2 separate regions of the Homo sapiens genome follow, and region 2 is linked to region 1. Evidence: chromatin contacts called from ENCODE Hi-C or POLR2A ChIA-PET data. All regions are on one chromosome and are shown on one strand. The core of a region is the stretch at or near the end of the contact, and the rest is flanking DNA. Distances in the headings are between cores, read along the strand shown. Region 1 overlaps GNA13 (G protein subunit alpha 13). Region 2 overlaps RGS9 (regulator of G protein signaling 9).

Region 1 (3,865 bases), core at 1,312-3,811:
AGGGAGTGCTGCCTATTAAGCATTTTTAATTGCTTATTTACCTATCATGCAATGTTTAGGTGTCTATTATAGAAGCAAATTAATTTTGTAAGTTTAATTGAGGTTTCAAGTTCCTTAGAGTCCTATTGCTAAAATATAAGTAGCACTTAACGATAACTTTTCCCATCCGCGCTTCTCAGCACGTTCAGTAATGTTACATCTGGAGTATCAGGTCCATTAATTTTTAACCACAAAATCTGAGTTAGCTTGAAAGCTGTGGACTATGGTGAACATTTGAAAATAGGCTCTAGGGGTATAGACAAGTAGGCAGCTAGAACTGTAGTACAGTAGGAAATAAAGCTTGTCAGAATTGTCAAATAAGTTTTTTTAAAAGAGGAAGCTATATATAGACTTAATTTTATTGTTTATGATTCAGATATCCCAAAAGAAGGCCTGATAGTTTCTTGTGAGACGTGGTGAATTATGAAGAATGCAAATACTGCTTGAAATCCACTTTTACAGCTGGGTGTAGTGGCTCATGCTTGTAATCCCAGCACTCCCGGAGGCCGAAGTGGGTGGGTTGCTTGAGTCCAGGAGTTCGAGACCACCCTGGGCAACATAGTGAAACCCCATCTCTACTAAAAATACAAACAATTAGCCAGGCATGGTAGCAAGTGCCTGTAATCCCACCTACGCTGGAGGCTGAAGTGGGAGAATCACCTGAGCCCGGGTGGTCAAGGCTACAGTGAGCCTCGACAGTGGCTACATTGTGCCACTGTACTCCAGCCTGGATAACCAGAGTTGAGACCCTATCTCAAGAAAACAAAAAACAAGCCCACTTGTACAGTAAGATAAAACTAAACTAAATTTCTTATCTTGGCATTTTTAGACTTTAAAAACAGATTTTGTGTAATTGATCCTAAAAGATGAAATTAATACGAAATCTAGTTTTGAGTAAAATATATATCCAGATTTGAAGTAATGCGAGGGCTGGCTACATCAGAATCACTTCTCTCGGAACTTGCTAAGATTTTGATTGGGTGGATTTGTTTGGAGACCTGGGAATCTGTATTTTTAATAAGCACATTAGGTAATTCTGATAGATTACCAGGATTAAGTATCATTGGTCTAGAAATGTGTAAAGGGTCAGATAGTATAATATTTTAGGCACTGCGTGCCAAGGGAAGAAATCAAGGGCATTATGTAGGTATTTATATAAAAAGTTTTATTGATGAGATTAAAAATATAAACTTGTGTGCAAGTTTTTGTGGCTACGAATGTGAAAAAAATTGGATTCTTTTGGAATAACATTTTGTTTATTGGGATTCAATGTTTTAGCATTTTTTTGTCAGAGTCAGTTGCAAATATTCCTCCATTCTGATCTGTAATGAGATTTTACACATTTCATCCTTGAAAATATATTTTCACACAGATACTACCAAATGAGCATATGATTTTTTATTTTTTGGAGAAGGTCTTGCTCTGTCGCCCAGGCTGGAGTGCAGTGCCATGATCACAGCTCATTGCAGCCTCAACCCCCGGGCTCAGGTGATGATCCTACCTCACCCTCCCTAGTAGTTGGGACTACAGGCACATGCCACCACACCCAGCTAATTTTTTAACTTTTTGTAGAGATGAGTCTCAGTATGTTGCCTAGGTGGGTTTTAAACTCCTGGGCTCAAGCAATCCTCCCGCTTTGGCGTCCTCCCAAAGTGCTGGGATTACAGTGTGAGCCACCGTGCCAGCCATAGCATATGATTTTTATTGAGCATAGTCAGTGCTTGAGAGATACTTACAGAATCCTGTTAGATTCTTCTCAGTGTTTGCCTCTTAGCATGTCATTACATTGCAGATTAACCACTTGAAGGTTAGGTAGAAGCTCTTCATTTGCGTAGTTAAATGGATTTTGAAATATGGAAATTTCCTTTGCACTTACATAGGGGTCTGAAAGATGCTGTTGGAACTGTAGTTAGAGTTTAGAAATATTATGTCCACTGGAAATTTGTATGGGAATGGAAGTCTCACTTTTTGTTTTAACTTTTGACAGCAAAGAAAGTATATAAAGCAGTTTGACATTGTTTTGATTAAAACTATGCTAGCTGTCGAAATGACTTTACCAGAGTGTAAGTTTCACCAACAGTGCCGTTTTGCCTTGTAATTTTAGGTTGAATTCATTCAGAAATCAAATCAAGTCTGCCCTAAGGCTAATTTCCGAAACCATTCAGCGTTCAACAATAGTGGTTAAGGGTAGTTCTTGTTCAGGAAAAGAAATCAGTTCCATCCCTGTGCTCAGAAAAAAGTCAGTAAAACTTTAGCGCTGCTAAGACATCGAACTGTGTCAGAATTTTCACTTTTTGTTTCTGACAGAAACTCATGACCTGCTGATGGTCAGGTTCACAGGAGCGTGTTAAATTCATCACTGACATTACTCGTTCATGAGCACAATAGATTCATGTGTTTCCCACAAGGTACATGCTCATGAGTAATGCAGTGAGTAACCCTTACACAGGTTTTGCATGTTTGACCCCCTTTCTGTTCCACGCATTTTTACCACCATCAGTTGTAACACAGCCTAGCATATTCCAGTTTAGGCTGTACTCATTTAGTGTTTTCTCAGCTTCTCTGAAAATACTCTCACACGTAGCTCTTCCACATGGACTGTTCATACAGGCTGGTTCTTCAGTCACTTCAAACTTGGCATTGATTCCCTAAGTAAACAACAACTGAGCATTGTGGTAATAAACTCAGCAAGAGCCAGGGAAAACCACTGAAATAATTTGCCATGTTTCTTAATTGACAGTTGATGGTTGTTCCGAGTGTCCTCAACTCTGAGCAGCTGCTCTCACTGAAAGGCTAATAGTCTTAAACAAGGTTACTTTCTCTGGCCATATTTCTTCAGCTGTTACAATCAAACATGAGTTACTCACTCACTTGGTAAATGGCATTCCTTGCTTGTCTAACAAAAACTTTGAAAACTTGAAAATACTTTGGTTGCAGTCTCATTTCATTTTTTGTTTTGGTGAAGAAATTCTGCAGTGATAAGCTATTCCATTTTAAAATTTTGCATGTGTTTTGTTTTTGTTTTATGACCGTTGCTTTTCTGTGGGTTGGGAGGATTGAAGAAAGCTTAGTCTGTAAATGTTGGCATACATTGTATTCTTCTAGCATAGCTATAGTGTCATTGCATAATAAATAATGCTTTACCATGGAATTTGATAGCAAAATTATTTACATCCTACTGTGCCTTAAAAGTGTGGTATTCAGGGCCTTCTTTTTATTTGGATGGATGTGTATTTACTCCCTTTTTTTTTTTTTTAATGTCATGGTGTGGCAATACTGGTGACACTTGGAATATTTTCAAGTTATAACTGTGTCACTGCAGTTTGTGGTGCACCAAGCAGTGGTGCAGAGTCATGAGAGTGCAACACACTGCCTCAGTCTCCACTCCTCACCTCTGCTGTTGTAGCCTGGAAGTTCCCATAGACGATACACCAACAGGTGAGCGTGGCTGTGTTCCAGTGCATTTTTATTTATGGATGTTGAAGTTCGAATTTCATATCATTTTTACATATCATGAAATAGTCTTTTAAGTTTTTTCCCCAACCATTTAAAAATGAGCCGTACAAAAACAGGCATTGGGTTGGATTTGGCCTTCAGGCTATATAGTTTGTGGACAGACCCCTGGTCCAGAATCTAGTTAAATATAAGGAGCAATCCATTTGCTCTCAACCAGCTCTTCCTTCTGCCATAATAGTAATTCACTAGCACTGTTGTAGTTGTATATACTTTTTCAGTGGTACTGTGTTGAGGATCATTTGAAAGATCTTAATACATATTGCCAAATTGCTTTCTAGAATATGTTTACCTTGCTTTTTATTAGAAAATC
Region 2 (4,431 bases), core at 892-3,391, 160 kb before region 1:
TTCTAGAGTGTGGTCCCGGCCCCTGGCCAGTCCCTCCCAGCTGCCATTAGCCAGTGGGAGTGGGCCACCCAGGGCCCGAGACACCTGCCAACCTAATGACTTTCCTCCTTATGGTTGACGGTTACTTGCCTCTATTTGGGGAAAACAGATACATCTTCTCAAGAATTTACTCATTCTCGAAATGCAAATCAAAACCACAATGAGATAACATCTCACACTAGTCAGAATGGCTATTATCAAAAAGTCAAAAAATAACAGATGCTGGCAAGGAGAAAAGGGAAGCTTATATGCTTCTGGTGGGAATGAAATTAGTTCAGCCATTGTAGAAAGCAGTGTGGTGATTTCTCAAAGAACTTAAAATAGAATTACCATTGACCCAGCAATCGCATTACTAGGTATATACCCAAAGGGATATAAATCATTCCGTCATAAAGACACATGCATGCCTATGTTCACTGCAGCACTATTCACAATAGCAAAGACATGGGATCAACCTAAATGCCCATCATTGGTAGACTGGATGAAGAAAATGTGGTACATATATACCATGGAATACTATGCAGCCATAAAAAAATGAGATCATGTTCTTTGTAGCAACATGGATGGAGCTAGAGATCATTGTCTTAAGCGAACTAACGCAGGAACAGAAAACCAAATACCACATGGGCTCACTTATAAGTGGGAGCTGAACATTGAGTACACAAGGACACAAAGAAGGGAACAACAGACACCCAGGCCTACTTGAGGGTGGAGGGTGGGAGGAGGGAGAGGATAGAAAAACTACCTATGAGTACTATGCTTATTTCCTGAGTGACAAGATAATCTATATACCAAACTCCGGTGACATGCAGTTTACCTGAAATGTAACCCCTGAACCTAAAATAAAAGTTTAAAAAGAAGGATTGATAGCCAGGCGCAGTGGTTCATGCCTGTAATCCCAGCACTTTGGGAGGCCAAGATGGGCGGATCACCTGAGGTCAGGAGTTCAAGACCAGCCTGGCCAACATGGAGAAACTCCGTCTGTACTAAAAATATGAAAAAATTAGCTGGGCGTGGTGGAACACACCTGTAATCGCGGCTACTCTGGAGGCTGAGGCAAGGAGTTACTTCAACCCGGAAGGCGGAGGTTGCAGTGAGCCGAGATCACGCCACTGCACTCCTGCCTGGGTGACAGAGCAGGACTCCGTCTCAAAAAAAAAGAATAGAAAAGAAAAAAAGAAAGAAGGATCGATTCCTTCTCAAAATGACCTCTCTTCAAACCAGCTCAGGCACCATGAGTTCTCTGAAGTGAGACAAAAATCCAAAGCCTCTGCACTCCCAGGTCTTCATGGAGATGCTTCATGCTCTTGGCAACCCTCTTCTCTCAGGGCAGATTAACCCGGGAACACAGGGGACTCGCAGACAGTGGAAAATGTTGCAGACAGATAAACCACAGCATGCTGGGGCTGCCTGAGGGGAGGGCTGGAAGGGGCTCTGCATGCATGAGAATTGCAGTTCTTTATTCTTCTTAATACTTTATTCCACAGCAGCCAGAGTGCACAGACAGGAGATAGATAGATAGCTGGGAAGAGAGAGAGAGAGAGACAGAGAAGATAACGGTAAACAGCGGAGACACAGCCCGTATCACACCCCACCATGGCAAAGGCACCCTCTGTCGTACACCCAGCCTGCCCACTGGGTTCTGGGCTGAGGGTGTTGCCAGCATCCACATCCGCAGGAAGTGGGCTCTGAAGGCCAAGGAGCACAAAGATGCCTCCTCAGTAAAGACAGTAATCTGGTCACCCTCCTCAGAAGTCACCCCCAGGATGGAGCAGCTCAGCTCCTTAGCTTCCCTCTCAAATGGATGAAGTTAAGGTCCTGCCTAACCACCCCCAACACACACACACACACACACACACACACACACACACACACACACACAGCTGAGCAGTATCCTGGCTTGGGTCACGGATGGGTGACCCTTTGTTCCCACCCCCCCATCTCAGAATGAGTGATGTGCTTTCTGCCTCCACCCTCTCTCTCCTCCCCAGGAAAGAGGTTTCCAGAGCTGCTAGTTAGCCATAAAAAAAAGCAACCCTTCCACCCAGGTTCAATCTTTTACTCGAGGATTCTGTTTCCATGGCAACCAAGCCTACAAGGCCTCAGCAGTGATCTGTTCTCTGGCAAGGGGAACACGGGAAAGGCTGCCCTGGGAACAGCTGAGTTAAGGCTGACTGTGCCCTGTGTGTATCAAAGGAAGGGTCTCTCCAGCTTGTGGACAAGAGACCTAATGGTTCCCCCGGTGACCCTCTCCAGGGAGCAAAAGCAAACACTGTCCCAGAGCTGCCTTGCTAACATTTCTGGCTCCTTTTTCTTTCCCCTCCCACTTCCACCCTCCTCCTTCCCCTGCACACCCCTACAGGCCCCCACTCATGCCTTAAGGCTCTGCAGAGCCCTATAGATGCACCCTAGGCTAGAGATGACACCCTTGCTACCCAAAGACAATGTTTGACAGAAAGCAATGAAACTACCTAAGATCTGTTTAAATGGGTCTAGGATGGTTCATTGGAATCAGTGGTTGTCAGCCAGAGTAATGTTGACTTCCTTCCCAGGGTACAATGGGCAATGTCTGGAGACATTTTTGATTGTTAGGACTGGGGCTTAGGTGGGCAGGGAGAGGAATGGAGGTACTGACATCTCATGGGCAGAGCTGGGGATGCTGCTGAACATTCTAAAATGCACAGGACAGCTTCACCAAAGAATTGTCTATCTGAGCCAGGCACAGTGGCTCACACCTGTAATCTCAGTGCTTTGGGAGGCCAAGGCAGGAGGACTGCTTGAGCCCAGGAGTTCAAGACCAGCCTGGGCAACATAGAAAGACACTGTCTCTACAGATAATTTCAAAAATTAGCCAAGCACGGTGGCATGTGCCTGTGGTCCTAGCTACTTGGGTGGCTAAGGCAGGAGGATCACCTGAGCCCAAGAGGTCAAGGCTGCAGTGAGCTATGAGCATGCCACTGCACTGCAGCCCGGGCAACAGAGTGAGACCCTGTCTCAAATAATAAATGAATTAAATAAATAAATAAATAAATAAATAGGAAAAAAAAAGAATTATCTGGCCCAAAATGTCAATAGGGCCATGGGCTCAACAGCTTATGAACTGTATTTCTATAAATAAATAAATACTCATAGGACATTGGCTATCCATCATGAAAGATGGCCTATTTGAGGAAAGGTATTTTTTTTTAATGAAACCTGCTTGGAGAATCTTTACAAAGATCCCACTCCACTGGGATGTGAAAGAAAGTGTTAGATTCCAGGTCCTGTCATGTGGATTAAGGTTAAATCTAAAACTGATTCAAGAGTTTCGAGGCTGGGGTCTACAGTCTCCTCAGGATCAAGGAACTGGCTGAAACTGTGTACAGAATGTCTGTCTGTGCATCTTTGAGTGGAATGAGCTCATAACTTTCATCAGATTTTCGAAGGGGGAAGTGACTCAGAAAAGTTTGAAAACCAGCCATCTAGATCCCATTAGCTCTTCCCTGCACTCTACAGCCTCTGTCTGTCTTCAGTCGTAATTTCTTCTCACCTAGCATCCTGCCATGGTCCCACTTCTCCCCTAACCCTGAGTCCACAGAGCCCACGGTCCTCCTCTCTTTGATAGTCTCAAAGAGGAGATATCGTTGCCCTAACAGACACGAATAGACATGTGGACACCTTCCCAGCCCCAGAATCCGACCTAGGCCCTACCCAAACTATGCAGCAGAGACATACCTGGTTTACCTTGACTTCATTCGGATTGGTCACTCGGTCCAGGCCGTAGTCCAGCACATTGTCCATTCCAGGCTAAATGGAATAAAAACAACATAAGGTCATTACAGGGAGAGTCTCCAGTTTCTGGTTAACTGTGGGTCTTGGTTAATCTGCCAATTGTGAGATTGAGCTGAGAAGAGCTTGTGGCCTAGCCCATGGGAAGCTTTGAGTGGGTGTAAACCCTCCAGGTGAGCTGTTGAGCTTCATGAGGGCTGTTATGCCTCCCAGTATCCCCAGCACCTAACATAGTGAGATGGAAGGATGGAGGGAGAGAAGGATGGGTAGATGCGTGGGTGGGTGGATGGATGGAAAAATGGACAGGTGGTTGGCATCCCCAGCACCATAGTGGGATGCATGGATAAGTGGATGGATGAATAGGTAAATGGGTGGCGGGTAGATGGTTGATGGGTGGGTGAGTGGATGGATGGATGGATGGATGGCCAGACAGATGAATGGCATTCCCAGCACCAGAGTTGGATGGGTGGCAGGAAAGAGGGAAGGAGAGGGGGATGGGTGGATGGATGAATGAATAGGTAAATGGGTGGTAGGTGGATGGTGGGTGGGTGAATAAACGGATGGATGGATGGGTGGATGGATGGATGGATGGATGGACGGACAGATAAATGGCATCCCCAGCAC

What was found. A loop is a pair of places that touch in the nucleus more often than their neighbours do. ChIA-PET counts read pairs that join two places held with the same protein, here RNA polymerase II (POLR2A). Pooled maps may share reads with other maps.
Region 2: a map with no recorded cell type shows a loop between it and region 1 (6-fold over the local background). The contact joins two enhancer-like sites. A Hi-C loop is called at or near these places in 1 of 168 maps with a recorded cell type or tissue (endothelial cell of hepatic sinusoid), 20 of 37 single-sample maps with no recorded cell type and 11 of 50 pooled maps. POLR2A ChIA-PET finds 5 or more read pairs at or near these places in 2 of 52 experiments (OCI-LY7 and activated CD4-positive, alpha-beta T cell).

What each region holds. Positions count from the first base shown.
Region 1 is chr17:65,021,832-65,025,696 of GRCh38, reverse strand. The region is part of intron 2 of GNA13 (G protein subunit alpha 13); the gene reads left to right. Among named protein-coding and RNA genes, the nearest start is that of GNA13, 33 kb to the left of the region's middle. Within about 2 kb of position 2,561, at least 8 of the 41 ENCODE cell types and tissues checked have a DNase peak (open chromatin) inside an H3K27ac peak, as active enhancers do; they include OCI-LY7, where a contact is called at or near this core.
Region 2 is chr17:65,177,126-65,181,556 of GRCh38, reverse strand. RGS9 (regulator of G protein signaling 9) reads right to left here. Exons shown (of 19, transcript NM_003835.4): 9 at 3,754-3,825. It also overlaps the pseudogene ZNF848P. Among named protein-coding and RNA genes, the nearest start is that of RGS9, 42 kb to the right of the region's middle. RefSeq lists an enhancer at 223-272. Within about 2 kb of position 2,141, at least 8 of the 41 ENCODE cell types and tissues checked have a DNase peak (open chromatin) inside an H3K27ac peak, as active enhancers do; they include OCI-LY7, where a contact is called at or near this core.